Regions from separate parts of the Mus musculus genome. Here regions 1 and 2 are each linked to region 3. Evidence: chromatin loops called from intact Hi-C (ENCODE). Cell type or tissue: left cerebral cortex. All regions are shown on one strand. Links, peaks and the distances in the headings refer to the core of each region. The heading gives the core; the rest is flanking DNA. Region 1 overlaps Pak7 (p21 (RAC1) activated kinase 7). Region 2 overlaps Gm32546 (a long non-coding RNA gene). Region 3 overlaps Plcb4 (phospholipase C, beta 4).

The links. Peaks named below come from ENCODE experiments on the same cell type or tissue, not always from the same donor. Only the 100,000 strongest peaks of a DNase experiment are listed, where the experiment ranks them.
Region 1: a loop joins it to region 3, with 9 times the contacts of the local background. A loop is called at or near these places in 23 of 42 quality-filtered maps.
Region 2: it touches region 3 in a loop (3-fold over the local background); 2 of 42 quality-filtered maps call a loop at or near these places.

Annotation. Positions count from the first base shown.
Region 1 is chr2:136,137,263-136,147,939 of GRCm38, forward strand. All of the region lies in intron 3 of Pak7 (p21 (RAC1) activated kinase 7), which reads right to left. Gm14218 (a long non-coding RNA gene) reads left to right here. Exons shown (of 4, transcript XR_003953909.1): 1 at 1-267; 2 at 2,829-2,946; 3 at 3,037-3,177. Among named protein-coding and RNA genes, the nearest start is that of Gm14218, 5.6 kb to the left of the region's middle. In left cerebral cortex, for the core only: a CTCF peak has its summit at 2,304 (motif pointing left); a DNase peak (open chromatin) is centred at 2,261.
Region 2 is chr2:136,444,123-136,454,799 of GRCm38, forward strand. It overlaps Gm32546 (a long non-coding RNA gene), which reads right to left. Exons shown (of 6, transcript XR_866766.1): 4 at 4,970-5,110; 5 at 4,433-4,566; 6 at 1,138-3,144. Among named protein-coding and RNA genes, the nearest start is that of Gm32546, 37 kb to the right of the region's middle. In left cerebral cortex, for the core only: a CTCF peak has its summit at 5,351; DNase peaks (open chromatin) are centred at 2,401 and 5,348.
Region 3 is chr2:135,961,750-135,972,426 of GRCm38, forward strand. It overlaps Plcb4 (phospholipase C, beta 4), which reads left to right. Exons shown (of 39, transcript NM_001355153.1): 20 at 1-70; 21 at 5,276-5,417; 22 at 6,168-6,252; 23 at 6,572-6,696; 24 at 8,645-8,696; 25 at 10,009-10,111. Among named protein-coding and RNA genes, the nearest start is that of Lamp5, 91 kb to the right of the region's middle. In left cerebral cortex, for the core only: a CTCF peak has its summit at 5,584 (motif pointing right); DNase peaks (open chromatin) are centred at 5,333, 5,598, 5,978, 6,214 and 5 more places; H3K27ac peaks cover 2,620 bases.

The DNA.
Region 1 (10,677 bases), core at 1,856-9,855, 180 kb after region 3:
TTCAGACAGAAGGGAAATTATAGCTGTCTTTAGCTGTGATGACATGGTCCAAGCTTCATGAGTTTTAATAATGTCAGTTAAGACTGACTCAAGACAATTCTGCAGACATACCTTCTGGTCAACCTGATTGAAGCAATTCTTTGCTTGAAGCTTACTCCTTCCACATGACTGTAGGTTGTGTCAAGTTAACAAACATAACTAACCGAGACAGGCCCTGAGATGTACAGGACAGGAAGGTTCACTGTTACTGTTCTTATTTTGATGGTGGTAAGTTGCAAAAGCACAGATGCTTTGTTTTGTAATATCTTTTAGTCCATGTTGGCCCTTTTCATGTAGTACCATAGAATGGGCGGCTTTTAAACTACAGAAACTGGTTCCTCACACTTATGATGACAAAGTAGTATTTCCAGTGCCGGGGAGGACCCATTCTTTGCCTCAATGACAGCTGTCTTGGAGACTCAGGCAGTGGAAGAGCTGAGGAAGCCCTCTGGGGTCTTGTTAATGACTGAAAGGCTCTCATGACTTATCAAAGGTGCCAACTCCAAATAACATCACATAGGGGACAATTAATATGTGACGTTTGGGGGGAAAAAGAAACAGTCAATATAAGAGATGGGAAACACTCTATACTATTTAGAGGTGATGGATCATCATCAGGCTGGCAGCTCATTCTCAGCAGATTCAGAACCAGGGGTTCTAACATGGTGCTTACCACCCTTGATTGACTTTAATATTATCTGAATTAGGAAATGAAAAGGAGATTCCATGGCTATTTTAGCCAATATCTACATCAAGCAGATCATTCCAAGAACAGGAGGTAGAGTTGCTTTCCACAGTGGATTCAGACAGAAGGGAAATTGTAGCTGTCGTTAGCTGTGATAACATGGTCCAAGCTTCATGAGTTCTAATAATGTCTTCTTTTTGATTTTCCATCTCATTTTTGAAATTAGAGCACGAACATTTTAACCACCAAATATCTTTTTTTTGCACAACCTGGCTGAGTGTTTTTAAAAGAGAAGTGTGTGTCCAGTGTGCACATATCTCAAGTGAGACATGAGATCTGGAGGGTGATTCTAAGATGAATATATGTTTAGGAAGCTGTCGAAAATGCTGTTTGAGTCCCTTACATTAAATTTGTTTCCTCTGCAGCTCCCTTCCATCATGTTCTAGTATCAGTGGGAGATTGGGGCTGACAATCTTAATAAATCAAGCTGCCCAGTAGCAGCTCCTTTTCCTGATATCACTGCAAATGAAAATAAGAATGGGAGACAGGAGGTGCAAGCAATGAGTAATACTCAGTGGTGAAGAATAAAGCCAGTGAATAAGTGATGGCTCTTCACCAAGTGGTACCCATGCCTGGGAAAGTGTAGATTCCACCAGATGAAAGAAGAATGTGGCTTGGCAGTGAGACATTGTGGCTTTATGTCACTTGGTAGGGGTGATCAGATGACATTGGAATGAGGGTAGGACTGTGATCTTGTTGGTCCTCTAGCAATGAGGAGTGACCTGACTTAGCTTCTCTACAGCCACTCTGATTTAGATGTTCCTACTGGCCTTCCTGTGGAGTGTGAGCTGTAGTGGTGAGTTAAATGAATTCATTGCCCACAGCTGGAGTCCCTAGCACTCTCTGAAGCTTTTCTCCTAATGGATGGGCATCCAGGGTGTCCCTGTTTGACTTAAACAGGAGCAGAGGTAAACCGCTCTTTTTTTTCTGTGGGGCATATGTCAACAGTGAAGACCATGTGGCACTGAAGAGCCCATGAAAAGAACAGGCTGGGAACTTGGATGCTAATCCTTAGCCACCCAAAGATATCAGAGGCAGGGACATATAGCCATCCTATATTGACCACTGGACAGGATATCCTGCAAGATTTTATACTAGCAAGACAATATATTAAATAATAGCCTTTAAAAATGTTCTAGGAATTTAAAAACTGACCCATTTATTGGTTGGTGGCTCTTTAAAGCAGGTAGTATATTTTCCTGTTTAAAATTCAAATGGATCCCAGAATGTCCCAAGTGGAGTAGAGAAACACAGACGGGGCAGATGGACAGGTAATACTGCAAAATCCATCAGACAGAAGGCTGGTAATCAGCTAGTCACAGTGGAAGTGAAATGCCAAATGCCAAATGCTAATTTTCCCTAGAGGTAACATGTGTGTGTGTGTGTGTGTGTGTGTGTGTGTGTGTGTGTGTGTGTGTGTGTGTGTTCAATTAAGCCAACCACTGTTTTGTGAGAATTGCAGATTTCAAAAACACTCAAGGCTGCCCCCTGGTGTGAGTATAAATTAAAGCAGCTGCAAGTGCTTAATAGAAATTTTCTTTTTAAACCAGTGCCTTTCAGGTAATCAGATTACTACAGAACAACTCTGCTACATTCTACTTGGAGATGAGAGTGAATAGTCCTAGGCCACAAGTTATCTGTGCTAAGTTTCTCTGGAATTTTCAAACAACACTGCTGGCTCAGGGAAGACCTGGCCAGGTCTTTCTTGGGACAGGGTAATCTTGCAACATTCCTCTTTTTCCTTCTCAAATGAAACGAGGTCTCATGTAGCCCAAGCTAGCCTTGAACAGCTGTTCCTCTTTCTTCAGCTTCCTGAATCCCAGGATTACAGATGTGAGCTAGAATTATAGACTTCCTGTTTTACAATAATATAAGTGTTTAGTGAATACCACATGGCTGCTGCTTAAGTGATTAAATATAAGATGCTGACACACTGATGATATCATATAGAATTTCCTCACTGGTGTATGTAACAGAGTCCACGGACTACTTACCTGAATTTACTTGGACGAATTAACTCTCTGACCTGCCCTTTCCTCCCCAGATTCTTAGGTTTCACAAACTGCACCTGAAAGTGACAAACTGCACTGAGCTATGATCAAACTCTGGTTTGAATGCTTGAGTCTCTTCAAAAGTTCATGTGTAGTAACTTGAACTCCAAGGTTAGGACAACATTGGGGTGGGGCGAGCTTTCAGAGATAACCTTATACAAAGGGTAATGAGAACTAATCAGACTCCATTTCCTTTTCTAGCTCTTCATACACATGAGACCAACACTTCTAGACACCAGACCTATCACCTTGATCTTGCACTTCCCTGTCTCCAGAACTGTGACAAATGCACTTCTGTTGTTTATAAATTACTCAGTTTCGGGCATTTTGTTGAAGAAGCAGGTATGGACCAAGTAACCCACCTGTGAGAAACTCTCCTTTTGCTCCAGAGTCACTTTGCTTGCATAAGCAGAGAGTCAATAACACCTGTCAATTTATTCTTCCTCTCCTTGAGTGAGTATGGCCCTGCCCAATGACTGCAGGAGCCTGGTGTCTGTTAAGTGCGGAAAAGGCATCTATGCATAGCTTTGCAACAGAGACCTCATCCCTTTCTCCAAAGGAGAATATTAACTTGAAGAATGGTTCATTTCTATAGTGCCCCATCAAACAGTTGACATAGAGAATTGGCTTGAAGCTGTGCCAGCCTTCTCAGCAACCTCTTCCTGCCTTCCCTCCTGTTGCCCTTGCTTGATCTTGCTGGAGTACTTCCTTCATGAGTCCTTTGTACCTGATTTACAGTCTTATCTGCCTAGGGGAGCCTGTCCTAAAACATTGTGTGTGTGTGTGTTCTCTAAGTTCTTCAAGCAATGTGATTCTGTCCACAGGGCGATTGGTCCTTAACAGAAAATAGTCCAGTGGGATGGGTCAACTGAACAGGGACTTGGCATGGACACAGAGCTTCTCTTGTCTGCCCAGACAGTACAAGCCCTGTCACCTCTAGTCAGGCTCCTCATTCACAGCTCTGCTGAAATTCTTCTGATGTTCCTCGACACTCTCTAGACTCTGTCTGCCCCTTCTTTGCTTTTTGTTTCCTTCTGACACTTATTACAACTGAAATATGTCACCTTTTATATTAGAATATGATATATTGTGTATAATGTAATATATTACTAGTGTATAAACACCATAGATAAGAAAAACGTTTTTATTTGACATATTAATGAATACATTCTTGTTGTCTAGAACAGTCATCATTTTCTGTGAGAGTTCCAAGAGCTGATATTTAAGTTTCTGTGGGCCAGACAGACTGTGGCAACTAGTCAAAGATGCTAACACAGCATTTCAGAAACTGACAGAAAATTCATAATGAGTGAGGGCCACTGTGCTGTAATCAAATTCTATTAGAAAAATAGGCAGGAATTTTTTTTTTTGACTTTGCATACCAAAGGTTTAGAAGTTATGACTTGTAGGGAGAAGTGACATTCTGAGCTGAGCAAATTCATTGTGGTTTCAAATAAATAATGCAACAGGGAAAATGGCCTTTCCTAAACTGGACAGACAGAATGGCATATAGAACCAGTAGTGAAGTTCCGTGTGCAGATCCTCTGTGGGGAGTACCTGTAGAGTATGATTGATAAATAGGCCAATCCTAATCTCAGGGCTCAAATCTCCAGGAGTGCCCAGTCTTGAGTAAATAGAGTGTTTCCACTTAATTCTAAGTCTTACCTCCAGGAATTAATCAGGTTTAGGTCTCCATCACTGCTAACAGACTAATTCATTCTTATTTCTGCAAGGGGTAAGGTGAAAGGAGCCATTTAAGACATCCCACACCCTTCTCTTTTTAGGACGTATTTCCTCTAAAGAATTTACTGGACCAGATCCTGAACTACTGGAGTTTTTTTTTCTCTGTACACAACTAATCTTTCAGGAGAAAAAAAAATACCAGCTCTGATTTCTTCTAGCCATCCTGTCCCACCTGACCTAACTAGAGTAAAAATGAAAGTAGTAAATCTGAGGCTTTACACAGCAGGGAACAGCTTTGATGAAAGTCTAGGATCGAATCCCAGGACTAGAGAACCATTGCAGTCTCTCCACATTAGACCTCCATATCATCAAAACCATATTTACACAATTCCTGGCACCTACTATCCATTACACCAAAAGGCAAATAAAATAAAATAAAATAAAATAAAATAAAATAAAATAAATAAAAATACATTTTGATGAGACAGAGAAAACATCAAGCCCAGATGTGGCACAGATGTTGGGATGATGAGACTAGGAATTTTAAGTAGCTATGATTAATATACCAAAAACTGTGATGAAGAAAGTAGACACCATGTAAGAGCAAATGAGCAAAATAAGCCAGAGAAGAAAATGATAAGAAAAAAATGATTGGGATTAAAATTAATCCCAAAGAAATGAAGAATCCCTTTAATGGGCTCATTGGTAGGGTAGAGAGCTGAAGAATCTCTGGGTTTCAAATGATCTCAACAGCAACATTTCAACCCAGAAAACACAGAGAAAAACATTGATGTAAAACATGGATGAAATATTTAGGAACAATGATGGGTTTTCTCAAGTGCTGATGGTTGCTGTAGGTGTACGGTTTCTCTGAATAATCATTTTACTTTATGTTCCTCTTTTGGTAATGTTGTCCCTGCCAAGATTAATGACTCCATGATAATCAGAAACAACACGATTATAGGCAGCAAGAATGTGCCTGGTGTTCCTCAGCAAAATAATAATGCTGTGACCTTCAGGACAACCCTTAAGGGTATGAAAAAAAACCCCAAAAACATGAAATCAAGAAAATATAAATCAGTGTAAAAATTGTTCCGTGCAAGATTTCTTAACTATACAAAGTACACACATGCAGTATGAACCGTATGAGGGGCTTCACCAAACTGAAAGAACGGAGGCAGCTGCACACATGAGCCAGCTTTGTCAGAAAGATATTAAAGGAGATAAAGATATCTAGGGAGTGATGATCTCAGGGCAAAATCCTACCCAGCTAAGCTTATTGTTGGGTTTGATGTTGAACAAGGGAGAGTTTGAACTTTTAATCTGGAATGGACTACAATCCAGAAATGGAGGGCACACTTATGATCCACATCTTGAGGCTGGAAGACACAGGCTTTTGATCTGGATCTTGAGGAATAGTGGCCATAAACAGTTTAGGCCCAGGCATGGTGGTACACACCTTTAATCCCAGCATTCAGGAGACAGAGCCACGAAGAACTCTGAGTTCAAGGTCTGTGTACAGAACAAGTTCCAGGTCAGCCAAGCTTAGACAGAGAAGGAGTTGGAAAACAGAAAGCTGATGATAATGTAATAGAACAATGGGGCCCTGTCCCAGTTCCAGCAAGCTGCAGAACTTGGCAGTTTAGGCCATGTGGCTGTCTTTAGAGTTTTGGGGCTAAGGTCATAAAATGCTGATTCATAGGTTAATAAAAAGGGATCCTGGTGTAAATGACCAAACTGATATGCAATTCTTAAGGAAGCAGCTTATGCATAATAACAAACTGTGCTTTGGTCTGTAAGAGAGAACGCTCAGCAGAGAGCTGTCTTGAGCAGAACATAGAGCTGTCCGTTTGTATCATCTGCTAATCCCAAACACCCCTTTTAGGACCCCCTATCAAGCTGAGGATGAGCTTCAACAAAAACAACCAATTAAAAAATATGTTAAAGAGAAAAAGAAACAAAATAATGAGCAACAGATAGAAACTTATATGGTAAACACATACCCATTTGTATCAGTGGCTACTTTTAAGTATTATTGGTCAAGTGTATCTCTACAAAACATATCCTGTAAAACATAGAGATCATCAAAATGGATAAAAGATTAATACCCCCAAAATCTATTGTCTAGAGCAGTGGTTATCAACCTGTGCTTGTGACCCCTTGAGAGAGGTCATATACCAGATATTAATATTGGATTAATAACTGTCAAAATTACAGTTATGACCCTTTGGGAGGTCACATATCAGATATTCTGCATATTAGATACTAAGATTCATAACAGTATCAAAATTATAGTTATGAAGTAGCAATAAAATAATTTTATGGTTTGGGTCTGGGAGTTCAGGATTTGCCTCACAAAACAAACACCTACCCCAGGCACAGGGATTGTTTATTGAGCATATGTTTCAGGACGGGTTGACCAGAGCTGCAGTCCAGATTCAAGACTTCTTGTATGTTGGGGTCCATCCGACGGGCAGCTTAAGCCATAAAAACTTATATATAGGTGCAGGGAGTTCTGCTGGGAGGTTGGTTCTGGTCCAATCTTATTGTGGGTAACCATGCAAAACAGTTATATTGACTTCTATTTGTGACTGGTTTCTAAGGGCACAGATCATAACAGATTATGCAATCAATCTTGGCATGAGAAAGTTTCCTAGTAGTAGCAAAATCATATGAGAAAGTTTCCTTACAATGGCAGGCCATCCAAGTAACAGTTACCTAGACTTTAGCATTTTACCTGCATCTTAATTTTATCTAGGCCTTTATATTTTACATAGGTTCTAGCAAGAGATCACTACAATATGAAGAACTATATTAAAGAGTCACAGCATTATGAGAGTTGACAGCCACTGGTCTAGAAAAAGCCACTTAAAATACAAGGCTTTGCGGATTAAAAGTAAATGGATGGGGCAAGGCATCTAACATCCATCAAAAGAAACTAGGAGGAGTTGCTATAATGATTTCAGACAGCACAGACTTTTAAGTGAGAAAAATTGTAATAGATAGATTATCAAATGATGATAAAGGAAGTCAATGTTCCAAGTGAACACATAAACAACCAACCAATCAACCAACCAACAAACAAAAAAAGCCAAAGAACAAAAATCCTCCAAACAAACAAACAAACAAACAGAAAGAACCAATCCCCAACAGAGATGAGCCTAAAAATAGAGTTGCAAAATACAAGAAGCAAAAACTGATACAACTATGGGGAGAAAGAGATGAATTCACTCTTAGAGTTGAAACCTTCAGAATCCCTAATACACTAGGAAAATTCAGCAGGCAGGAGTCATTGAAAGGCAACTTTAATCACTGGATAAAATGTCCATTTATTTAACTACTTCATTAAACACAAGAGTACATTTTCTTCTTAAGCTCTCCAAGAGCATTCACCAAATAACTCTGGGTCACAAAACATACCTAAAAATATTTAAAATTACAAAAATAATACAATGTTTTCATTCTAGAATAAACAAGAAATCAATACCAGAAAGATAACTGGAAAGTTTCCCCCAGATAAACAGGTATTAAACAGTACAATTCCAAGTAACACACAAATCAAAAGGAATTCTCAAGAACAATTTAAAAATGTTTTAAGTTAATTAAACTGAAAGTATAACATCAGGGCGTGTGGGATGCAGCAAAGTCAGTGCCTTACACATACTAGAGAGAAGAGAGAAAAATCAAGTCACTACATACTATTCTACCTTTCAGTACTGCAAAACAAACAAACAAATAAACAATCAAAGTCATGCAAATTAAATCCAATAAAATAAAAGAAGGAGAAGGTCGAAGAAGACAAACAGATAAAAATTAGAGCATATATCAATGAAACTGGAAACAGAAAATCAGTAGAAAAAAAGCCCCAAGAAAACCAAAGTCTTATTCTTTGAAAACATAAATGAAATTGCTAAACATCTAGCTTGGATAACCAAGAAAGAGAGAGGACTCACACTACCACTGTCAGAAATGAAAGAAGGAACATCAATACAGATAGCACAGCCATTAAAATTTTTGAAAGGTGGGAGACAGATCTGTTGGAAAAGCACCTGTCCTGCAAGCAGGGAGAGCTGAGATCAGATCTCTGAACCCATGGGAAACCAGAGCATAGGGTATTCGGCTGTAACTACAGCAGTGGTGGGCTTCTGTTCAGTGAGAGACCCTGCGTCAAAAAGTAAGGGGACAAGTAATCGAGGAAGACATCTATCTTCGATTGCTCATCTCCACATGGTGCATACATCTAGAACATATATTTCTTTTAGAACATATATTTCTATTCTTTCATTTATTCCTTCAACAAACACCTGATCTAAGCTGAGACTGAACAAATTATGGCTTACTAGCCAAATGCGATCAGTCATCTTTTTGGTGTGTGTGTGGGGGTAATACTCTTTAGTGTAGTTTATTTTTGTATAGCAATTTTGTCTTCACAGCAAATCTAAAAGGTAAAGAAATGTCCTGTGTCCCCACACATGAGCTGCCTCCTGCACTATCAGTCAGGTGCCTACCAGACTGGTGGAGTTTGGGGGCTGATGAACCTGTGTTATCAGGTGCAGCCTACACACTCTACTAGGGGCTGCTCCTGTCATTGCACATGCTGTGGATTTCAACAAACTCAAAGATACTTGTATCTACCTCTGGATCACATGTATAAGAACACACACACACACACACACACACACATTCACACACACACACACAATTGAGTTCAGTGGTGACTTCTACCAAAATTTAAGGCTAACACAGCACTCTCTATCACAAGAAAATTAATCTATAGATAAACCTGTCTCATGAACACAGCTCTAAATATCCTCATTTGAAAACAAATTTAGCAATCTAAAACATAACAATACACCACAAAGCGGTAAGATTTATCCTGGCTATGCAATAACAATCCCACATCACACTGCTGTTCATACAACAGGCTACAGAGGAAAGTCTCATGATCACATCAACAGTAAAGAAATTGAAGAGAACTTCCCGGACTAGATGAAGAGCGGTTGTAAGAATCGATCACTGATTCTGCATTTGGTTCCAGAAGCTTCTCTGATGTGGCAAAATAGAAGGAAACAGTGATCTGTCTCACCATTCCTTTCAAGATTGTACTAGAAGTTACAGTTGATAAGACTTTATAGAACAAGGCTGAGGAAGGCTACAGATCGGAAGAAAGAATGAATGATGTTCTTTTTTTTTTTTAAAATAAGAGGGCATGATCAGTTATGTACAAAATTAGAAAGTATTAACCAAATTCTGCAATGACAAGTAGTTAAAAAGAGTCAGAGTTTACAATTCTAAACTATATAATAATAAACTTTTTGCAGCGTGGGGATAGGTATGTATGTTATGTGTGATTATATAAGTTTATTTATACATCAAAAGCCCAGAACGGGGGTAATGAGAGAAGAGGAAGAGACCTCAAAGGAAGTGGGAAATGAGGGAGGGATGGTATACATGCAATAGGAAAACAGGGAGGACTGATGAGGGAAGAAGAGGAGCCTGGTAGAACAGAAGAAACAACGGGGGGGGGGGGGGGAGGACAGAAAGGGAAGAGGGTGAACCAGAAGAAAGCATAAGGGCCTATGTAAGAAGATGTCATGATCAGACCTAGTACTCTGTATGGCAACCAAAAATTAATAGAAAGGAAATATTAAACAGACTAAAGTGAATAAAGAAATCGCATTATTTCTTATATAAAACATCAGTTGGTTCCTGTGTATCATTGATGGATAAGTGAAGCTCAGAATTAAAAAAAAAATACCATTCTGATTAGCATCTTCATTGCAATTTACAGGTATAAATCTAACAAACACAGACAAGATCTGTGTGCTCCAAAGTACAAAATGTTAACGAAAATATAAAAAGGAATTGAGTAAACAAATAAATATTCCATGATCATGGATCAGATGACATAATGTTCTTACTTCAACTTGATCTACAGATGTAGCTTAATTCAGATCAAAATTCCAGCAAAAAATCCATGTACTTAGGTGAATATATAGTAGATTATAAACAACAGTTCTCAACCTGTGGGTTGTGACCCCTTTGGGGGTCGCATATCAGACGTTCTGCATATCAGATATTTATGTTACAATTCATAACAGTGTCAAAATTAGTTTTGAAGTTGCAATGAAATAACTTTATGGTTGGGGTCACCCCAAC
Region 2 (10,677 bases), core at 1,108-9,107, 480 kb after region 3:
GTATAAGTTATGAAGTTTAAAAAGGCATTAGAAGTACATTAAAATGAACTGTGTAAAGAGCTACTAAAGTATTGTACTCGTTCTATAAATGAGGTCATAATGTTTGTTTTGTTTTGTTTTTAATTATGAGAAATAATCAGCACTAGCAGGTTTCTCTTCTGGTGAGAGCTGTTTTCTTCCAGAGCTGTTTGTTACGTCTGTTGATATTCATTTACTTCAGGCATATACTGTTTAGGGAAACTCAGCTGCATTATTATCATGCATAGTCTGCATAGTTTTGAGCAAGCTCATGTTTAGATGTGTATATGTGTGTTTGTGTGTGTGTGTGTGTGTGTGTGTGTGTGTGTGTGAGAGAGAGAGAGAGAGAGAGAGAGAGAGAGAGAGAGAGAGGAAGAGTTTTTGTGAGAAAGAATAATGTGTGAAAGAGAGTGTTTGTGCATGTGTGTGTTTGTGTGTGTGTGTGTGTGTGTGTGTGCATGTGTGTATGTTTGTGTGTATTCATGTGTGTCCAGAGAAAACAAATCTCCATTTCTGATGTGAGCACTTGGGATTGAATCCATGATACCATGAAAGTGAATCATATGCTCTACGCCTCCATGCCAGCCTGGGATGAGTAGCATCCTACTTCGGCTCCTCCTTCCCTTTGTCTGCATTGAACTGGCAAACCGTGTTGTATGATCAATTTTCACCTTCAAGATTCCTTCAGCATCCAAACATGTTTTGTCTTGGGAGTCTAGTCTCTTTTCTTGGCATGAAACCAGTTGAAGATGTTTACTTTAATGATCCTATGGCTGTTAAGTACTGCCAGAAAAGGGTTGGTTTGTTCATTCCGTTCACATCCTTTTCTCAGATATGGAATTATTTGACTACCTTAAATCTTTGAAAGTCAATTCTGACCTTAGGTAAAAGAGATTTAAAATGTTTATAGCACCCCTGTTCTCATAAACAAGTCATCTCTATCCAGCTCTGAATGGCACTATGCCTCTGTTTTTTGTTGTTGTTGTTGTTTGGTTGGTTTGGTTTGGTGTTTGGTTTTTGGTTTTTTTGAGACAGGGTTTCTCTGAGTAGCCCTCGCTGTCCTGGAACTCACTTTGTAGACCAGGCTGGCCTCAAACTCAGAAATCCTTCTGCCTCTGCCTGCCCAGTGCTGGGATTAAAGGTGTGCACCACCATGCCTGGCTTTGTTTTGTTTTGTTTTTCTGCTTTGGTCTGTACCTCAGTTCTCGCTACTAGATCCATATTGTTTTCTTTCTCAGGAACCTACTTCCAAAGTCTCTCTAGGGTATCACAGAGTCTATCCTTACATTGCTTCCACCAAAGGCAGATTATTAATGTCTGATTGTCTTTGCCTATGCTTCTCATTTTACATCCTGACTACGATTTTTAAGCTAGTTTTCTGGTTTCTACATACAAAAGACCCCTATTCCACTAGAATCTTCTCTTCTAAATAAGCTGTGTTGCCTTGAGGTTTCTAATGTGCTTTGATTGGTAGACATACTCTAAGGTAGATGCTGCTTCTAAGAGGGTCATTTGTTAAAGAGAATCTTCCATTCACTGAAGAGCAGTTAAAATGGTGAATATTACATGTGCCTATTGGCATTGGCTGCCTCCCTTGTTTTACATGGTAGTCACATGTAATGCGTGTGCATGGGAAAGTCAGGCATCACAAAGGTATCTCAGTTATACGAGAAAGGAATAGATAGTCAATACTACAAAGAGGAGATCCAGCAATGGCCCCTGTAGGACCTTTATGTGCTGGGATCTAATTCCATTAAGAGGTGCTAGTTTAAGCAACTTTTGTAAATGATTTTGCCATATTAAAATAAATGTGAAAATGAATAAGAAACCTAAATGTTTTCTTTTGGAACAACTTAAATTGAAGATAATACAAGTAGTGAGAAAACTATCAAGAAGGATATAGCATCTCTCCTACTCATAATGAATGAACTTTCTCCAAAAGACATGCTCCTCTCAGAGAGTATGGAGGCTTGTTTGGGTTAATGAACTGTGCTTGGGGCTGGCTGTCATAAGATGAAAGACCTCATTAGCTCAGGAGTAGAGCCATATAGGTAGAGTGAATGCTGAAATTCATCAAAGGGCGTGGTGCCCTTCTCAGGGGGAAGAAGTGGGGAGACATTTGAGAAAACACACAGTTGCTGTTTTCAGAGAGACTTCTCCCAGCTTGCAAACGGATTGGTTTCATTGCTCAAATGGGTTTGGTTTTGAGCTCCCTGATCCAGATCAAATGCAAACTCTGCCCCAGCAGGTCTGGGGTGCATCACAAGAACACCTGGTGGTTCTAATGCTTCCATTTGGTACATGCTGAGAAGCCCTGACCTAGCTCTGGATGGGTCCATTTGTTTCTGGTGGATTGAGTTTAGCCACATTCCCGTGGCCAGCTTCCACCAAGTCTTTCCCTGTTTGGATGAAGCTGTTTTACTTTCACTGAGAAGAGGAGGGGAAAAAATTCTACTGCAAAACAGCTGATCGTTGACTTGAAATGCAAATATAGTTCCCCAAGTGGCAATATGTAAATGAATTATCATCAGCAAACTGAACTACAGGCATGAAAAGACTCTTCTGAAAAGTACTATTGAAGAAATTTCAGGACTCCTAATTACTTCTTCCTTTTATATTCCACCTACTTTGCACAGCATAGCTAAATCTCTCTTCCTGGTGAACTGTGCTCACATCTATAGGACCCACTGACTCTGTTGATTTAGGGATTCAGTTCTATACCAAATTGTACCATCATTTATATACCTTGTTTTCATCTCGTTTTTCCAGTGACTATGAAGCACTCAATAGGGCAGGAATAGTAATAATATCAATACCTCATATATTAATTAACATATACCAAACAGCACAAATGCTGTTTAGGCACTGTACCTATATTTAATACTTTCAACTCTGTTATCCCTGTTTTACATAGGAGAAAATTTAGAATTAAATAGACTAGATGACATTGCATGGGTAAAGGTTGTAAATTGGCGCACAATGTCCATTATCCACTTTTTTCCATGTACTGGAACTGCAGCATGATTTGGAGTAGTCATATAGCTAGCTGACACTCATGCCTCTCTTGAAACTGATGCAGCCAGAGGGTAGAGTGTAGCCAACCACAGGCAAAGAGCGTCGCAGAGCCTGAAAAAGGACAAAGAGAGCTGAGGAGAGCAGAGTGGCATCTTACTAGAACAGTACTTTCTTGTCGAGTTCCTGACTATTTGACTATTTCTTTTCTCTACTTCTCATCGCTGATGGCTTACCATTCCAGCAGCCATCTTGCATGACGAGATGACCTTGATATCCCTGATACCCTCCTCTACCTACAGAAAAGAGAGTTATAACCTACTGTAGGTCACCAGCTATGTGCAAGGGTACATAGAAGAGGGCAACTGAGTTGCACATTAGCAATGCTTACAGCAGCTGGAGAGGGTGCCCCGGTACACACATCAACTTGCAGACAGTGGATGGTCCAAATGCATTAACCACGCGTCTCCTTCTTTTCACCCAGGGAATATTGTTATTTTTTTATTGTTATTTTTTCCGGATTTTTTTGGCAATGGAGAATAATAGATCTTTAAACATGATGAAGCCACATCTTATGGATGTATGGGGATATTATAACAGAGTCTCTCTTATACTGTACAACACCATACACCCACAATCCCAACACAAGGGAGGCTAAGCTAGGAAAACTGCCGCAATGTCCACCTCAGCCTGGGTGGCATGGTGAGTTCAAGGGCAACATGAAGTACGTAGCTCCTTGAGCTATATGGTAAGTTCTAGATTCGGTAAATAAACAAATAAACAAACCAACAAATCAGTCAAAACACACATGGGGCTGGAAAGAGAATAGGATGCTCCGAGCCCTGATAGGCCAGGGGAGAGTGAGACAGGGGCTGGGAGGCATCTTGTCAGTACATCACTCCAGCTATCGTGCGTCCTGAGAAGGAACTTTAAAAGATAGACTTATCTGAGTTATCTCAGCTGCTGTGCCCAAAGCAAAAACCAATCAATTGAACAAGTAAACAATCCCAGCTTTCATACAGACTCCTGGAAGTCACTAGCTAAGGGCTTAAGGTAGCAATTGAGTGTGTTCCAAAGCCAGGAGAAGATGCCCAGGAGGTGAGCATGATACTAACATAGAAGAGTAAAGCCATTGTAAAGTCCATGCATTTACATTTCTCTGTAAATTTACTCCAAACAAAAACTAACCAACAGAATGTTCCCCCAAATGACTTTCTTCCTCATTTTGGGTTATACAATATCTGGGAGCTCTGTTTATGACCTTGAATATCCTCTCCGAATACATTATCCATATAATTAAAAAATGACTCCTTAAGTAGATGACCGGAGTGAGGCTGAGCCGAGTGAGCTGAAAAGATAGCAATGGAACACTCAGTTACAGGAGAGATGAGTTGATTCATACCTGATTCAACTTAGTCTAAACCATGTCCTTTCTCTCCTCTCAGCTCTGCTGTCACGCCACCCAAAGTGGGCATCATGGATGTTTACTTGCTTCGTGAATTACGTTCCGTAGACATTATTTGGAAATGGCTGGCACTGGGAACAATTACAAATTAAACTGGGTATTTGGATGTTACCTAGAACCAAAGGTCTATAGAATTTACTGCTCTGGACTGGGGCACTGGGGTAAGGTTGTAATGTGTGTCTAATTGTCACTAGCTTGAACATATCCTCCATGGATCAGATGTGATTACTACATTAGAAAATAATTTAAATATTGGTCTAGTACACAAGTGTTTTGTTATTTTATGCTGATATAGAAGCAGCAATAACTGACTGATACAATGGAAGACACTGAGCACTTCCACATAGCTTGTTATTTCTTAGTGAACAGCGAACGGAGCCAATGTTGAGGTCAGAACCAGTGCAGTTGAGCAGATGTATTAACACTAGGCTGAAGAGGGAGCCATTTAGTTCTTAACATCATTGTCAATATTACCTTTAAGGATCTCGGTCCCTGTAAGTCCAAACCAGAGCAGAGTGCATCAGTTCCTCACCCTCTGGGGGAGTCAAGGCAAGACGATCCAGGGAGCAATTTGATCATTTTGTGTAGACACACCTGAGTTCTTCCTGAGAAAGACTGGAATTTGTACGTTAAAACAAAAACAATGAAAAAGTTAAGACAAGTTTTAAAGTTCAGGAATGAGAATTCCTACATGTTCATCCAGGGAGTCACAAGTTCAAAGACATTCAAGGAGAAAGGGAATTTTAACCATTCTGCTAATTAACTGCCTTCATTTCCATAAGGACTCTGGCAATACCTTGTGAAAAGGAGCTTGGTTCAGGTTCATTAGTGTGATCAAGAGAGCCACCTTTTGGGCATTGCTGACAATTACACTGCACTTAATTATTTTGTAGTTTCTCCGTGGCTGCCTACAGAATTAATACAGAACATGACTCACCAGGTTTCTTGAAGTGGAACAAGACCTGAGTCTTTGAATTTTTATCAAGCTCTGACACAGACTGAAGTATGTAGATTACTTCTTTTAATCATAATCCACAGATTTTTGCATCTTGAGAAATTGTTTCATGCTGAGAACTTCAGAAGAAAATTTAAACTTCTTCATTCCAAAAATTTTTGATATCACAATCGTAAAATATTTGTGATAAGAAATTTTTTTTAAAAAAACCTGAAGTACACAGTCATCAACCTCATCTGCAGTCCCCATTTCGTTGGTTTCAGCTCCCAGCAGTCAACTTTGATTGAAAACTTGGGAAAATCCAGCAATAGATAATGTGTGTGTTTTAAACTGCATTCGATCTCTAGTATAGTGAAATGCCAGGTAATCTATTTCTGTCCTACCTGGAAATTATCAGATCATCAAGAACTGAATCACCCTTTTGAGCAGAATATGTACTACCTGCCTGGTAATTACAAAATCCATAGTTGCAGAGTTTTAGAGCTTGTTTTGAAGACAGACATACTGTTTCTACATAACTTTTATTATAGTATATTATTATAGTTGTTTCACCTTATTATTAGTTATTAATATTCTGCCATACATACTTTATATTACACATAATAATAGGAATGAATGGGAAAGCAAGATAATATAGAGAGTTTGAAACTATTCAGAGCTACTGAAGCATAGGTCATATAGACAAGAGGTAATTATATTATAAAAACTAAATGGAAATGATTCAACATTGATCTAGTCAAGAAGTGACATTTTACTTTGTTTTAAGGCAGCACTAATTACTCAATAAATGCTCATAGGAAAACAGAAAATTATTCTCAGATTTGTGGTTCATTAAGTTCCTGTCTAGATTAACATTTCTAGACACTGGAAGAACAGGTAAAAACTAATATGTGGTGACAGTAAAGACAGGTCTCACTTCTCAGCCTTTGGGTAAGATTATAATTGACTAAGAAGATGCACAAGGGACCTTTCAAAAATGATGTAACTGTTCTAACAGGGTTATTGTCACAAGAATCTAAAGGTACTGAATTTGATACTTGCAAGCTGTGCTTTGCTCTTAGGCAAGGTGGATGATTGAATTCTCTAGTGCTAGAATTACAGATTTTCTCTGTCCTAGGGGCGACTCCTCAAGCTTCTCAATTAAACACCACCAGAATCCAGGTCAAAAAAGGTTCTGTTCCATGGATAGATCAGAAGTTGTTCCAAGACAACAGAGAAGCCTGTGCACTGGACTTGATCGTTTCGGAATATGTCTATGAAAAAAGTCTTTAATGATGACTATAGTAATTTCAGGCAACTGTTGAAAGCACTATGCTGGCTAACTGCAGGTTCGCAGATCCTGTGGCACTACAATCACATGAAATACTTCAGACAGCAATAGTCCCTGAGCCTCACTCATAGGTTCTGAGTGTAAGATCTACAGGAGGTCTGTGTAATTCCAGTACACACCAGGATTCCATATAGAACATTTTCTCAAAACCCAGACCCAGGAGCATCACCAGTATACACCACAAAAGTGTTCAGTCAACAGGTTCTCCACAGCAGGAGTAAGGATTAAAAGGAAAAATGACAGTTAGGCAACATTGTAGCATGATCCCAGCCAATTCTGAAACTGAAGACAGGTTTAATTTTTTTCAATCTGCTTTTATACCATTTTAATTACATGCAAGTATTAAGGGCAAGCTGTACAATAAGGAGCTAGCAAGGCAGTAAGCAAAGTCCCGTGATTACTCCTGTGACAGTTGTTTCCAAGGGCTTGTAAGAATGACCAAAATACCTGAGCCCACTTCCTTGTCCAAGCCCCAGATTTGATTCTTGCCTAAAGCCTACTTCTTTTGTTCCACCCTAAGATAAAAATTCCTGCCTTAACCTACTTCCCTATTATAGCCTAAAGTTAGATTTTTGCCTGAACTTTCTTATCATGCCCTGATGTCAGATTCCTGCCTGAGCTTACTTCCTGGTCATGGCCTAATATCTCATTCCTGCCTGAAGCCCATTTCCTTGTCCTTGGCCAAAGTCAGATTCCTGCCAAGCGGTACCCCCAAAAGGTTCTCCACACACATGTATCATCAGCATTTTTAATGAAAATGTTTAGTAATTTCCTTAAGACATCTGATGTAGAAGTTTGGACTGGGGTCAGCTACCCACATCTCAACAAGCCATACTGGTGATTCTAATGAAATGTACAGTTTTCCCACTGACTTAGAAAATTTCTTTTACGGTTTTAGAATCCAGTATTCCTCAAACTTAGTTTTACAATCCTATGGTTTTGAAGATTACTCTTTTATGCTAGTATTCATTTTTATCTTAAGTAGATAGACATATCAGCATGAATATCATATGAATAGCTCAGTGTTCTGTAATTCTTTCTCATCTTCTCAAATCCTCTAAATGGTCATCTCCCCTGCAGCTTATTACGTTCCTTTCATTACCTATACATTTCGTGCTGAATCGACTTTAACACTATCTTTCTGCTCCTCGATATCCCCTTATTGTGCTGCAAAGCTTTTACGTTTATTTTCCAGCAGAGCTTGGCTAAGCCCAGTGAGAAACCTCACACCCTTTATTTGTTCTTGCAGCCTGCACCAGCTGACACCTCATCAGTCAGTGTGGATGGGAAATGGCCTCAATCTTTCCAGCTATTGTTAACGAAGATTATATCCAGGAGAAATATATCATCTGTCATCTCTGATTTATTTTATCTTCTCACACTGGTGATTTGGTAGTTATTTCAGCTGCCCAATGCAATTATTCAAAAGTGTCAAGGTTATTTATTTTGTAAACAAGAGTTTCCTCTAGGTCTTTGTGAATTTTATAACAAACTTGATTATAAGAATGTTTCTAGAAGTTAGGAGTTGTCCTTGATCCTTGACTGCCTGCAGTCACTGTTCTAGGCTTCTCTTAAAGCTTGGGGTTTATTCCCTTGAACCTTCCAGAAGGTTGGATTTTATCTTTCTTCCATAAGAGCTTTAGCAAGATTTCTTTTTTTTTTAGATTTATAATTTCATTTATTTTTCTTCACATTGAATGTCTCTGAAGATTCCTTGGATATATTTGTATTATTTTCCAGGACTCCTGCTTTCCAATACCTCGTTCTTGTCCATGCATCATCTTCCTTTATGTTTTATAAGACATGGTTATTCACATCCAAAAATAAAGTGCAAATGCATGCTCTTTAATATTTTATTCATTAGTCTATCCAGGTTTTTGAAAAGATGGCTCACAACTGTACTTCCTCAGAGACATTTACTTTCTATCCTGATCCCCACCCTTCCAAAGGTCTTTGATGCTTGCATGATCTTTTCATATTTATTAAAGCAAATTAAGATATTTTTAAGTTCTGCTAAATATTGTGCTGTTAATTATTATATTTTCATCATAGTAAAGAATATTATCCTTGAGGTGAACAAAGTTTCAACTAACTATTATTAGTTATTTATTCAAGAGGCCTTATCATGAAAATCATACATGGCCTAGTGTTTCCAGAGACTGTAGTTTGCAGAATCCAGAATCTGTAATTTTTACCTTCTATGGAAATGGCAGATATAATCACCAAATGCATGAGGCCTCTTCTGTGCTTGTTTCAGTGTTTGCTGTCTCTTGGCTTCCAGAGAGCTGAATAGACTCTTCTACTAGATGTAAGCCAGTTGCCAAGTTGTTCTTTGTTTGGGGTCTACATTCTGTAATGGCATCTTAGTTTTCCATCCTTGGCCTTGTTCTCACTTCATTTCAATTCTCAGGACTCACTTTCTGAACTCCTTTGTTCTTTTTGCCTTATTCCTCCTAGACTGCATAAGAATTTTCTTCTAAACTGGAACTAGAAACATGTAGCCTAAGGACCGACCTACCAGCTATTTTCTAGATAAAATTATACAAGAATATAGCTTTCTCCGTTCATTTAAATATTGTTATGACTACTCATGCCAGAATTCTGTAGTTATGATAAAGACTGTGTGGCCCAAAGAAAATAGTTACAGTCTGGCACTGTACACACATGATTTGCAAACTTCTCTTCTGAAATTTTATTAATGGCAAGTGCAACTCTTGATGCTAATGATAAAAGTGACAAGTGACCCCTGCCAGGTCATTCTTGGGTTCAGTCTCATTACTTTGTCTACAGGTACTGTCCATTTCCTCCCTAGTTTCAATGACAGGATGTCAATTGAGAAACTATTTGTGTTCTCATTGAAAGCCTAACAAAACTTTCTCTCTATAAAGTATCAAAGCCCCATTTCCTCTAGGGAAACAAACCCGGGCTTTATCTGTAGGCAACAGTGACATGCTTAAAATAACTGTGCACATTATTAGGTGGACACCAAAGAGAATGAGAATTTAAAGCATGTAATTATTAATTTTCCACATTTTTGCACCTTACAAAGCACATTTTCTTCTAAGGATATATAAAAAGTAACTATGGAAGTTCTGATACAAAATTAAAATATAAAACTTCTCAAAACATCAAAATGGAGTATACTGTGCTCACAATGCAGTGTATTACAAAACTAGTCTTCAGTGATTCTCAACTTTCCTAATCTGTGACCCTGTAATTCAGCTCTTCATGTTGTGGTGACCTTCAACCATAAAATTGTTTTTTATTGCTTGTACCTTACTGTAATTTTGCTACTATAATAAACTGTAGTAAGACAACAACAAAATCTAACAAAAATGGTCTTAATTCTCTGAGCTTTCCTTACCCACGCCCTTTCCAAGGTGACAGTAGCATTTCTTCTGTGAGATTCTCCAGGCTGGTGACTCTGCCATGGCCTTGGGGTTAGTGTTGACTGATTGAACACAGCAAACTTAAAATGTCAGTTCTGAACCTGGGTCCTAACAATCATAGATCCTGACCATGACTAGAAAACCAAGCCTGCAACAGCTTGTCATATATAGGAAGTACAGGAGAAAGCTAGATTTTTTATTAGATATTTTCTTTATATACATTTCAAATGTTATCCTGGAAGTTCCCTATACCCTCCCTCCGCCCTGCTCCCCTACCCACCCACTCCTGCTTTTTGGCCCTGGCATTCCCCTGTATTGGGGCATATAAAGTTTGCAATACCAAGGGGCCTCTCTTTCCAGTGATGGCCAACTAGGCCATCTTCTGCTACATATGCAGCTAGAGATACGAGCTCTGGGGGTACTGATTAGTACCTGGAGGATATCATCCTTAGTGATGTAACCCAATCACAAAAGAAGTCATTAGATATGCACTCACTGATAAGTGGAT
Region 3 (10,677 bases), core at 1,466-9,465:
CAAATTTGGAAATGAACTTTCTGCCGATGACTACAGTCACAAGGAAGCGGTTGCAAACAGCGTCAAGAAGGTCTGAGGCATTGTATTCCCATTCTTAAATGGTTTTTAAGGGGTGGCAGTTATTGTGGGAAATTTGGGGCTGTGACAACAAGAGAACCAGGTATTGTGTTTTTCTCTTAATTATATAGGACAAAATTCTCTGCTGTGGGACCAGAATTTGACACTCTCACAATATTAAGTTTCAGAGGACCTATAAATTACTCATTAATTGTACCCTCTAAGGGTCACTACCCAATTGGGCAGGTACTTTTAAATATCACCGTTTATAGTAGTAGAGCTGACAAGGAGAGACGCAGTATCGCAGGGCCAAAGGTTACCCTGCTGGCATCATTAGGAAACTGCCTTCTGGATGTGTCAGGTGAAGCCTCGGTACAGAGCTGGTCCAGCTGGCAAGAAAAGCATCCGCCTAGCAAAAGGATGAAAAAGTCCAGCCATTCAGCCAAGGAAAGTTGTCATTGGGTTCCTAGAACTTGTCAGGCCCAGCTTAGGATGCACTTTCATTTTGCCTTTTGTTAGCTTCTACGGGTCTCCTACAGTTCAGGAGAACAGATGGGAAACACGGAGTAAAAGAGTCAAGGAAGCCTATAATTCAATTGTGGCTCGAACTATTATGACAATAAAAATGAGTGCTAAAGTGGAGACCAGGAGAGAACAGGGCGACTGGAATAAGGAAGAGAGGGACTCACTATGCAGAGAAACAGAGAATAACATTTCATACCACAGGACCGCAGTAAGAGCAGAGATGGCGTGAGTGGAGCAGATGGGATGATTGAAGGGTGAAGCAAGGTGATATGTGTCAGGTGGAAATGAGGTAATTGAGAAGTTTCTATGAGAAATTAAAAATGAGGGTGTAACATGACCTGTTTCACATAAAACTAAGTGGGGAGAGGGTATCATAGAAGACTGTGGCGGGCCCTTTGTGGCCTCTCACCTAGAGGAAAGTAAAGGCAAAAGTGTGGAAAACAGTGAGAGTGGGCTTTTAACTGGTCAGAAGCAGCCCTGGTGGTTAGAGAGTAAAGAGGGAGGAGATAGAAGAGTCCAAGGCATAGCAAGGGCACAGGCAATGGTACAGTTTCCCGATGATGGACTGAACTTCGTGAAGGTAAGGAGAAACAAGGTAACCTCCTGGAATCCTTGTTGGAGGAGCAGGGTAGGCAGTGGTACTGTTGACTGGGGTGGGAAACAATGAGAAAGGACTCTGAAGTTTCCAGTGAGACAGGCAACTGGAGAGGTCTGTAAGCTGTTCCAGTGGACGTTCCGAGGAGGGACATTGATCCCTGACCTCTTGTTCTATCTAACCTTGGGTAAGTTATTTAACCTCTCCCCGATTTTGCTTCCCCATCTTGAAAACGAAGGTCATAATGTCTGTTTCATCAGGTTCTCATCACAGAGCAAAAGAGCTTACATCGGCGCCGTCCACACGGCAGCCGCTGTATAGTAGCAGGTCTGCTATGCTCTCATTACTTTCATCCTCATTATCACGGTCGTCAGCACTCATACAACAGCACTGGTGTGTAGAAAGGAGGTTGAGCAAGAGCAGTGAGTTCGAGAGATAATGTTTGAAGTCGTGGGAATTGCTTAGATGACTCACGAGAGGTAGAAAAGAAGGCCCGTGTGGAGCCCTAATCCATAGAGGGCTCACGGGAGAGGAGCCAGGAGGAAAGAGCAAAGGCTTTGCCAGCAGCCACACCGAAGAGAACAGGACAGTTAGGGGCTTTGGATAAGAAGACCTGTGTCCACTAGGTTAGTAGCATGGAGGTCAGTGGGATAGGGAAGTTTTGGGAGAGCACTTGGAGGAAAGGAAGTGGCGGGACAGACAGGCAGAGAGGATGAGGAATTGTTTCCGTCTTGAACTGGAAGAATCAAGTGCGCTGATATCCGAGATGTGAGATGTGGAACGGATGCTCTTTTCAACCTGGCTGATGTCTCCTGCTCTGGAAAGAAAGCCACTGGTGTGGTGAGACTAGACGAGATCATAGCAATGTCAGGGTGTGGTCGTTAGTGAAGTAGGGACGCCTGCTTTGTGAGGATGATGGACAGAGATGCAGGTACAAAGGTTTGATGGCAGAAGGATAGGAGATTATTTGTCTGGGAGAAAAGTCAAAGAAATGTTATCATTTCTGATGACAGGGAATCCTGAGTGCCATGAGAGAGCAGATGCCCACTAAGACTCAGGATGCTGCTGTGCTCCACAAAGTACTCAGCAGTACTGTCTCAGGCGGGGCTGGCATGACAGAAATAGCAGACTTGCTGGTTCAGATACCAAAAATGTATTTCCTGATGATCTCTGGGATGGATGTCAAGGTCAAGGTGCCAGTCAATATGTTCCAGAAATCTCTTTTAGCAGGTACATTGTCCCATAGTGGAAAGAAAATGGGAAAGTAAGATTTTTCTTATTTCTTCTTCTAAGAGGACTAACCTCACCATGAGGATTCACCTATGACCTGATTACTTCCTGCAAGCCCCTTCTCCAAGTTTGGATAAGCCTTGCCTTACAATGTGATTATGATAAATCCACTCTAAACATTGAAAATGTAGGTTAAAAATGCACCTAACACACTTAAATTGAACAGTATAGCTTAGCAACATAGCATCCTCTAGAACTTTGGTCATTTACCCTCAGGCTTAGGTGGCTGACAAGGAGCCACTGTCCTGCATCACAAGAGGACTCCAAAGTGTATCTGTAGCCATAAAAAGAGCAACCTGACAGTATCGAGTGAGTTTCCACTGAATGAATACCACTCATACCCTCATAAAGAAAGCAATCATAAACAAGCCATCATTATATTGGGGACCATCAGTCCATCACACTGAAGTCAGGGTTCACCACATGCTTTTGGTTGGGATGCAAACACCGAGTCACAAACATGAATGTTGGCTTACCGACGACCGTTTGCACTCCATTTTACATTTAAGGGAAGCTGGCCACATTGACAACCATTTTCAACCTTCATGCTTTAATCCTTAGTGAAATGTTTACAGTGAAACAACTAAGACTGTCAACAAGGGAGGGAAATAGCATCAAGATGAGGATTGATAAAAGTATAAAACCATGAATTTTTAGAATACCTGCGACATATGCTTTCGATGACGGCTTCATGTCATCAATAATTTACCTACCATTATAAGAAATAAATAGAGTAAGAAGTTTACATATGCTTATTTACCCAAGGACAGACGAATGAGTTTGGAAATTTGCCCTTTAGAGAGGTAAACAAAATAATTCTCTTTCTCTAATTTAGACCTCAGATGACCTTGAACATGAAAACAACAAAAAGGTAACAAAACAATCCTCAAGCATTTTCTCCATCAGGAATCACCCGCATGTGGACTTCTCACATTAACCTTGATGGTCTTCCTGGCCCTTGCAGTGCCAGGGTCACTGTTCATAGTATTCACATGCCTGATTCACCTAGTTGCTGTACAACCATTAAAGCCGATTTAAGACATAACCAAGGCAGGCGAGACAGTTTCCCTAGAAGTAAGTATTCAATGTACTACACTATCTCCTTAAATGGAATGAGAGTTCCGTCAAAGGAGAAGGTTACATAATTATTAGCATATTGAATGTGAAGATAAAAATAACCAGTAGGTAATCGGAGCCATATGATAGTGTGGTGGAATCGATCGTGGTTCTGAAGGTGCCAATCCTCTGAAGGTTACCATTCATCATAGGGTTCTCAGAATTCAGTCGCATTGGGCACTGGCCTTACTGTGAAGAAAATATATTACATTTTGTTTTCTTTTATGCTCCACAAGGTTCTCGTTGTTTGTACACGTATTTCATTGTGCAATGCCGAGACCAATGGCAGTCACGCACAGAATTTGCCAATTCCCCGGATTGTCACTCACAATTCAGAACAGAGAACATCCTGCCTTGCTGTCTGTAGGGTCTTGTTGCATATAGAATGAAGTGTCATCTTATTTCCTGACTATTCATCCTGAAGGGATACCCTCCCGTGTTCACAAGGACCCTCTATGCCCGGATTGATTTTCTTAAGATGGTAGGGTCAGAAGTACACAGACTGGCTAATTCGATGTTTTCCATGTTAGCTGGATGATTTTAGTCCCCAAGGCCTCAGTTTTGCCCTGCGGCTACTGGGAGTTCTCATGATACACGGGGGTACATTCCAAAATCCTTCAAGTTCAGTAAGATGAGGAGATTTCAGTCTAAGTGCAACAGGACCCCGCAGACAGCACGGCGGGCATACCCTCATGGCTCCAACATACAGCACTGGTGTTCTGAGCATGAGACACATGGGACAAAACAGATTTGGCTCTTGCCCATATTTGGCATGGTGAGTGGACTCTGGGCTTATATGGAAAAAGATGAAAATGGGCATAAGTGTCATGTACTCTATCACAGACTTTCACAGGAAGAAGCAGGCTGATGTCAAAGATGCAGAGGTTAGGTCCTCAGCCAAAGCGAGCAGATAAGCTAACTGACCTTACTCACTGTGCACCCGAGCTGTTTCTGTTCTTAGATTGAGTCTCTTGGAGGAAAATAACTCCAAAGTTCCCAACAAAATACCGACCACTTTTCGGGACACCCATTTTGTTGATGAATGAGTTATTTTTGCTTTAATTTCTCAAGAAATGCAAACAGTCGTTTGTAGTTTTTCTCTGTACAATGTAATATGTCCTATGTAGCAAGTTACCAAGTTCTTTTGATAGTAAGTGCATTAATAGAGATAACTAAATCATATGTGTGTGTGTGCTGCAAGTTCCTGAAGAGATTACTTTAAAACGTGGTCTCCAGTTCCCCATTGGCAGTGCCTGAAAACTCGGCTGTGGAATGACAACCCTTTAGGCCTCCTCCAGCAGATCTCTTCCAGCGGGGCCTGCAGTTTCTGCCTACAAAGCCTGTGGGTGATTTTGATGTATGCCATTGCTGGATGGCCACCCAGTGGAGCTTTGTGTATTGGCCTGAATGGTAATACTGCAGTCTATCACTGTCGGTGTTGGGTGAGACCTGGTAAAGTTTCTTGAACGTTTGATGGTCCTTTGAAAACCTAACAGATAAAATGAATGCTTTCAGGTTATCTCCTTTTGTATTAAAACCTATGACTTTTAAAGTAAAACTTTAAGAGAGCAACAAGGTCTGTTACATATTAATTTACGCAATGCAGATACTCTTTTAATTAGGATGCCTAAACTGAATCCGTGAGTCCCTTTGAAGCCATCCACTTAAACGGGTTTGTCCTTGTGCTTGCAGGGCCTGGTCACCGTAGAGGATGAGCAAGCATGGATGGCATCTTATAAATACGTAGGTGCTACCACGAACATCCATCCGTACTTGTCCACGATGATCAACTATGCCCAGCCCGTGAAGTTTCAAGGTTTCCACGTGGCTGAAGGTAACATTGCAGGTTAAATGCAGTAGCTTTCCTGTCTGCTTCCCTGTCGCACTGGCTGCCCCGCTGATTTGTTGCCATCTTTTTTCTTTGTGGATGTCCATCACTTCACCTGACTTGATTCACTTGTGGTGGTATTATGCTGTCATTCTCCAAATCATCCACGAGGTGGCGGTGCAAGACTGTGACTTAGCTTGTAGCTTTCCGTATGCTTTCGTAAGGCTTCTTTATTTACTTTGTTATGACAAACTATATTAGTAATATTTATGAGGCACAGTACCTGTCTTTGTTACCTGTGTGTGTATATTGTGTAATCTATGGCTTCAGGAGAGTGAGGAAAACTTAATCAGTGGGTACAAATGCCTTGAGTTAGGGAAGTAAGATTTGATGTTCTGTGGTACATAACTCCTATTCAAAAGTTGGTTCCCCACGAAAGCCCGTTCAAAAGTAGTTAAAGGTATTTCCTAACCATTTCTGGCCCGAAGAGTACGTTATTATCAAAAACTGCATATCGCAGCAGTGACTATGACACTTGGGTTGCATATCACTTGTTTAGTGAGTCCACATTTAATTCATCATATGCACAGAAAGTTAGTGAAACTCAGAGCAAATGACACACACAGTCATGTAGCATGGGCCACGAATTCTTCCTGAGCTGGGATGTAAGATGCTGGTTGTGATTCTGTCTGCTGCTTGCTTTTTGAGGGGTTTGATGGCTGAGTTTCTGAGTACATCTTTGCTTGTCTTTTACAGAGCGCAATATTCACTATAACATGTCTTCTTTTAACGAGTCGGTTGGCCTTGGCTACTTGAAGACGCACGCGATTGAGTTTGTAAAGTATCCTAACGGACTGTATGGGATGAATGGTGCTCTCAAGGACCGGCAGGGATCTCTGCAGTAGATTGGCAGTGGTCTATAATTTTAATATTTAGCTTTTTGTATAATTTTTATCATAGCGCTGTAAAATGGTGTCCCCAGACGTACATGCGTTGTTTCCAGAATGCACACCGCAGCTGTGATTTCCTCTGAGCAGTGTTTATAAGGGGATTGGCCCCGTGCTATCTACCTGCTTGCCATTGTCCCGCACCCCACTGTTGTTGTTCTCTGTTGTGCGTTCGCCTTGGCTGCTCTTGGATTTCCTTAATCAGTTACCCAGTTACAATAAGCGACAAATGAGCCGCATTTACCCCAAGGGAGGCCGAGTTGATTCCAGTAATTACATGCCTCAGATTTTCTGGAACGCTGGTTGCCAGATGGTTTCACTGAACTATCAAACCCCAGGTAGGCGCTAATGTCCAGTGACCCCGAATTCCACAAGAACATTGGGACAGGGCAGCCATTGCAGCTGCTCCCGTTGGCCTGAGGCATTTTCTTTTTAAAGGAAGCTGCCATGTGAAAAAAATTTGTTTTTCTTGCATTTATATTAATGGCAAAAAATTAAATCCCCAAAACGAAGCCATAACAGAAGATGCCATTTCAGTTTTAATCCATTCCATCAATGCTATGAGTAGCCCCTATTCTATAATATTTTTAATTTCTCTCTCTTCTGTATCAAGCTTACATCTTTGTTCCCAGAGATGGGATTTGGTTTCAGTATCTTTGTGTGATAACTTAGTCTCTTTGCTCCTTTGGAAAATACCACAACCAAGGTGGCCATCCAGCAAACACGGATGGCAGCAGCACCTACCATAATATGACAGACTTTCATCGTAAACTCTGTAAGATGCCATGCAAAGAGATGTCATCAGAGTACTAATCTGTAGTTCAATCTTCCAGAATATATTCACGGGCAGGGTTTCAACATACAGTGGTGCTTTTTTTTCCCCTACAAATTCTAACTTTTGATAAATGTACAAATGCTTGAAGTTTTCCAAGTTTGCATCAGAGCCTCTGACCATAATCCTGTGACTACAGATTGGGAAATAGGAAAATAAGCATTAAAAAAAAGAGAGAGACAGATGGCACAAACCATATTTATTTTACATGACCGTGTTCTTCTGCATGGCTTTAAAATTTGGTAGAAACAGGAATAAAAGTAAAATAGCTAACTAAATAGCAACGCATGTCTGGTCAGTCCCTCACTTTGTGAGCAGCACCCTTGCCAGGACTTTGCAGGCATGGAGCCGTTTTCTTTTCTGGTCACTCTAACCTGAGGACCACTGTCCTTGCTCCGGACTCACCACCTCCTTTTGGTGGGAATATGAGCTGGCTGTATTTTTCACGCCTGGGGGAGCCTTCCTGAGGGCCAGAGCTCCTTACCAATGGATCACTGCGTGGAATCCTAGCCATCCTTTCTAGAAGAGTCTTTTCCAGGTCTTGAAAGAATCTCGAGTGTTTTTAGTAGGGACAGGACAACACGATGGCAGTGCTTTACTTACCAAGGACTCAAGCGGCCCTCCAGGAGGCCAGCGAGTCCGTGATAAAGGACAGCGTGATCCTAAAGCAGTTCATTGTCTGGGCAAACGTGTGCTTCATTCTGAAGAATGGAAAGAAAAATATCCACTTAATTTAGTTACTGCTCCTCTTCCTGCTCCTCCTCCTCCTCCCCCTCCTCCTCCTCCTCTTCCTCCTCCTCTCCTCCTCTTCCTCCTCCTCTCCCTCTTCCTCTTCCTCCTCCTCCTCCTCTCCCTCCTTGTCCTTCTCTTATTTATAAGAAGAAAGAGAAACCTTTCTCTGCTTACAAAGAAAATTTATAAATCAGGTCTTCCCATTCCCAGGGTAGCCCTATGAGAGTTCCAACACTCACACAGGGGCTGAGGGAGGGTAAGCAGCAACATTTTATGATTCTTATCCATTTTATAATGTTCCTTTTAATCAAGTTCTGTGTTCTTAATAGCCCTGTTGTGTGTCTCCAGCATCCCTGTCCCATGTGGCATTGAGACAACGCATACCCCTAACTATAGCTGGTGTCTATATCCCCAACTACTACGTCTCTACTCTGAATATCGAGTTAAGCATCGTATGACTTGTATACCAAATGCCGCTTAGTAAGCCAGTTCTAGGGTAATCTCTATGAAAATGTACCTGGTATTTAATTTAAACTAAATATATGAGGTCATTTCGGCATGGAAAAGAGTCATGGCCCCTAAACTAGGCCAATAGAATGCGATGGTTTAATGGAGAGAGCTTTGGACCTTGGAATAATATGGCTTTCATTGTTTCCAGTCACCCTGTCAGGATCTTCTCTGTCCAGGGAGATGAGATGTTAAATTACTTTGTCTTTTGACAGATTTAGCGATGCAATTGAATCAAGGAAAATTTGAGTATAATGGATCATGCGGGTGAGTGATATTTAAATTATTGTCTCCTCATCTCAGACTCTATACCTCAGCTTTAATGAAACCATGTCATTTTCAATTACGGACAGCTGAATGTATGCTGGTTCTGAAGTGTGGGTAAAAATAAATGAAGTCCATAGTTAGATTACATTTACAAATATTCGACCTTTTCTCTGTCCCACTTTGTTAAACTGGTTCTTTCCTTTTAACCACAAACTCTGCAGTTCCTCACATATATTCTAGAATTTGATCACTTCATTCGAAATTCAATAGTGGAGGTTCTTGTGTCAGAGACAGGCAATGGGCCGTGCTCATCTGGGCTTCAGCCAGAGATTTAGGCATCAAATATGTATAGCCTTATTGCTGATGAATACAGAAATGAAGTAAATTTCATTTCAAATGAAGCTGTGGGTGTAAAGTTGAATTTAATTCAGCCAGGAATAAACTTTCATCCTCTCTTGAATCTTTTGCATGTTTATAAATAGGAGTTATATAATGCTGTGAATGTTGTTCTATTTTACTTAAATAACACTTAAAAAATCTGTGAACCAAGTAGCAAAATAGGAAATGTTAATTCTTCTGAAATACCGAGAAGTTGAATAAAAGTCCGGAACTTGAATTCCGTAAGCACCAAAAACTCAGCTGAGACCACAGCCCAGTGGCTCCCACATGGATGCGTAGGAATTCTCTGTTGGCCAGTGGTAATGCTGTCTAGGAGTTCTGTGTGGTGGCTTGCCTAGTGAGCTACCTTAATCTCCATCATGGAAAATAAGGTGAGGTAACAGGTTTTCAAACAACTCTAATATCTGAACACTCTCTACCTGTGCACATCTGTTAGTTATCTGCCAGAGTGCCTGTACATAGCAAAACTCCTTCCGTCTGAGTCTCTCTCACCCATACCCGTGGAGTAAGCACTACATTGCCCTGTGCTGTGGACTGTGAAGGGCACTCAAGTTATATAGAAAGGAGGAAAAGACCCACAGCTAAGTTAACAAGTAGTCTTTCTACAAGGAAAAGAGGCAGACATTTGGCCAAATGTCAAAGGACTCAGGAACTAAACCTTTGGTAAAAGGAGACAGCTTGTCAGCATACCACTCTCTTCCCCTTGTTCAAGCAAAGAGGTGGTCTGTTGTTTAATAGCACAGCACACCCTGAGCAGCCTAGGTTGGTTGATGATGCTCTTCAGGACCGTTAGAACCTTCTACCTGTAAGTGTAGCTCCTGAGTTATGGAAGAGAGAAAGGAAGTAGCTTGTATTTAATAGTCATTGCACAAGCCGTCAGTAGAATAAACCCCCTGTGTTTCTGTCCTGCCAGGTACCTTCTCAAGCCAGATTTCATGAGGCGGCCTGATCGGACATTTGACCCCTTCTCTGAAACCCCTGTGGACGGGGTTATTGCAGCCACGTGCTCAGTGCAGGTATGCCCCTGCTCACCACAGACTATTTTATCATACAGACGTATACAAATGCACCTAGAAGAAGACATGTTTAACATCACGGTGTAAGAATTGTAAGTTGCTCTCAACTTGGACCCAATGTATGCTGTCTTCTGAGTTTTTGTTACTAAAACTATGAGGTGCTTTAAGTAAAGTACACAGTCTAGAAAGTATCTCCCATCTGATGACATTCACATGAAGTTCTGAGAAATGTAAGCTATGCTAACAGGGAGCAAATTAGCACCTGTGCCTGGACACAGATGGAAGGGTCACAGAGAAGCTTCGGGGGCACTAGGAAGGCTTGCTGTCTTCACTGTGGTGATAGTTCTAAAGACACACTCACATGTCCATAAAATTGATCTTACTGTATAACTAACTGCATATAGTTTAGTATATATCACTTATACTTCAAAAAAATTGCTGTTTTAAATGAGATAATATGAGAACCAAATAAATGAACAGCATAGTTGTTTGGAAGGTAAATGTGAAATAAGTTACTCCCTAGCTTTATAAAAGATAAAACTCAACACTGACATTTACAATTAAAC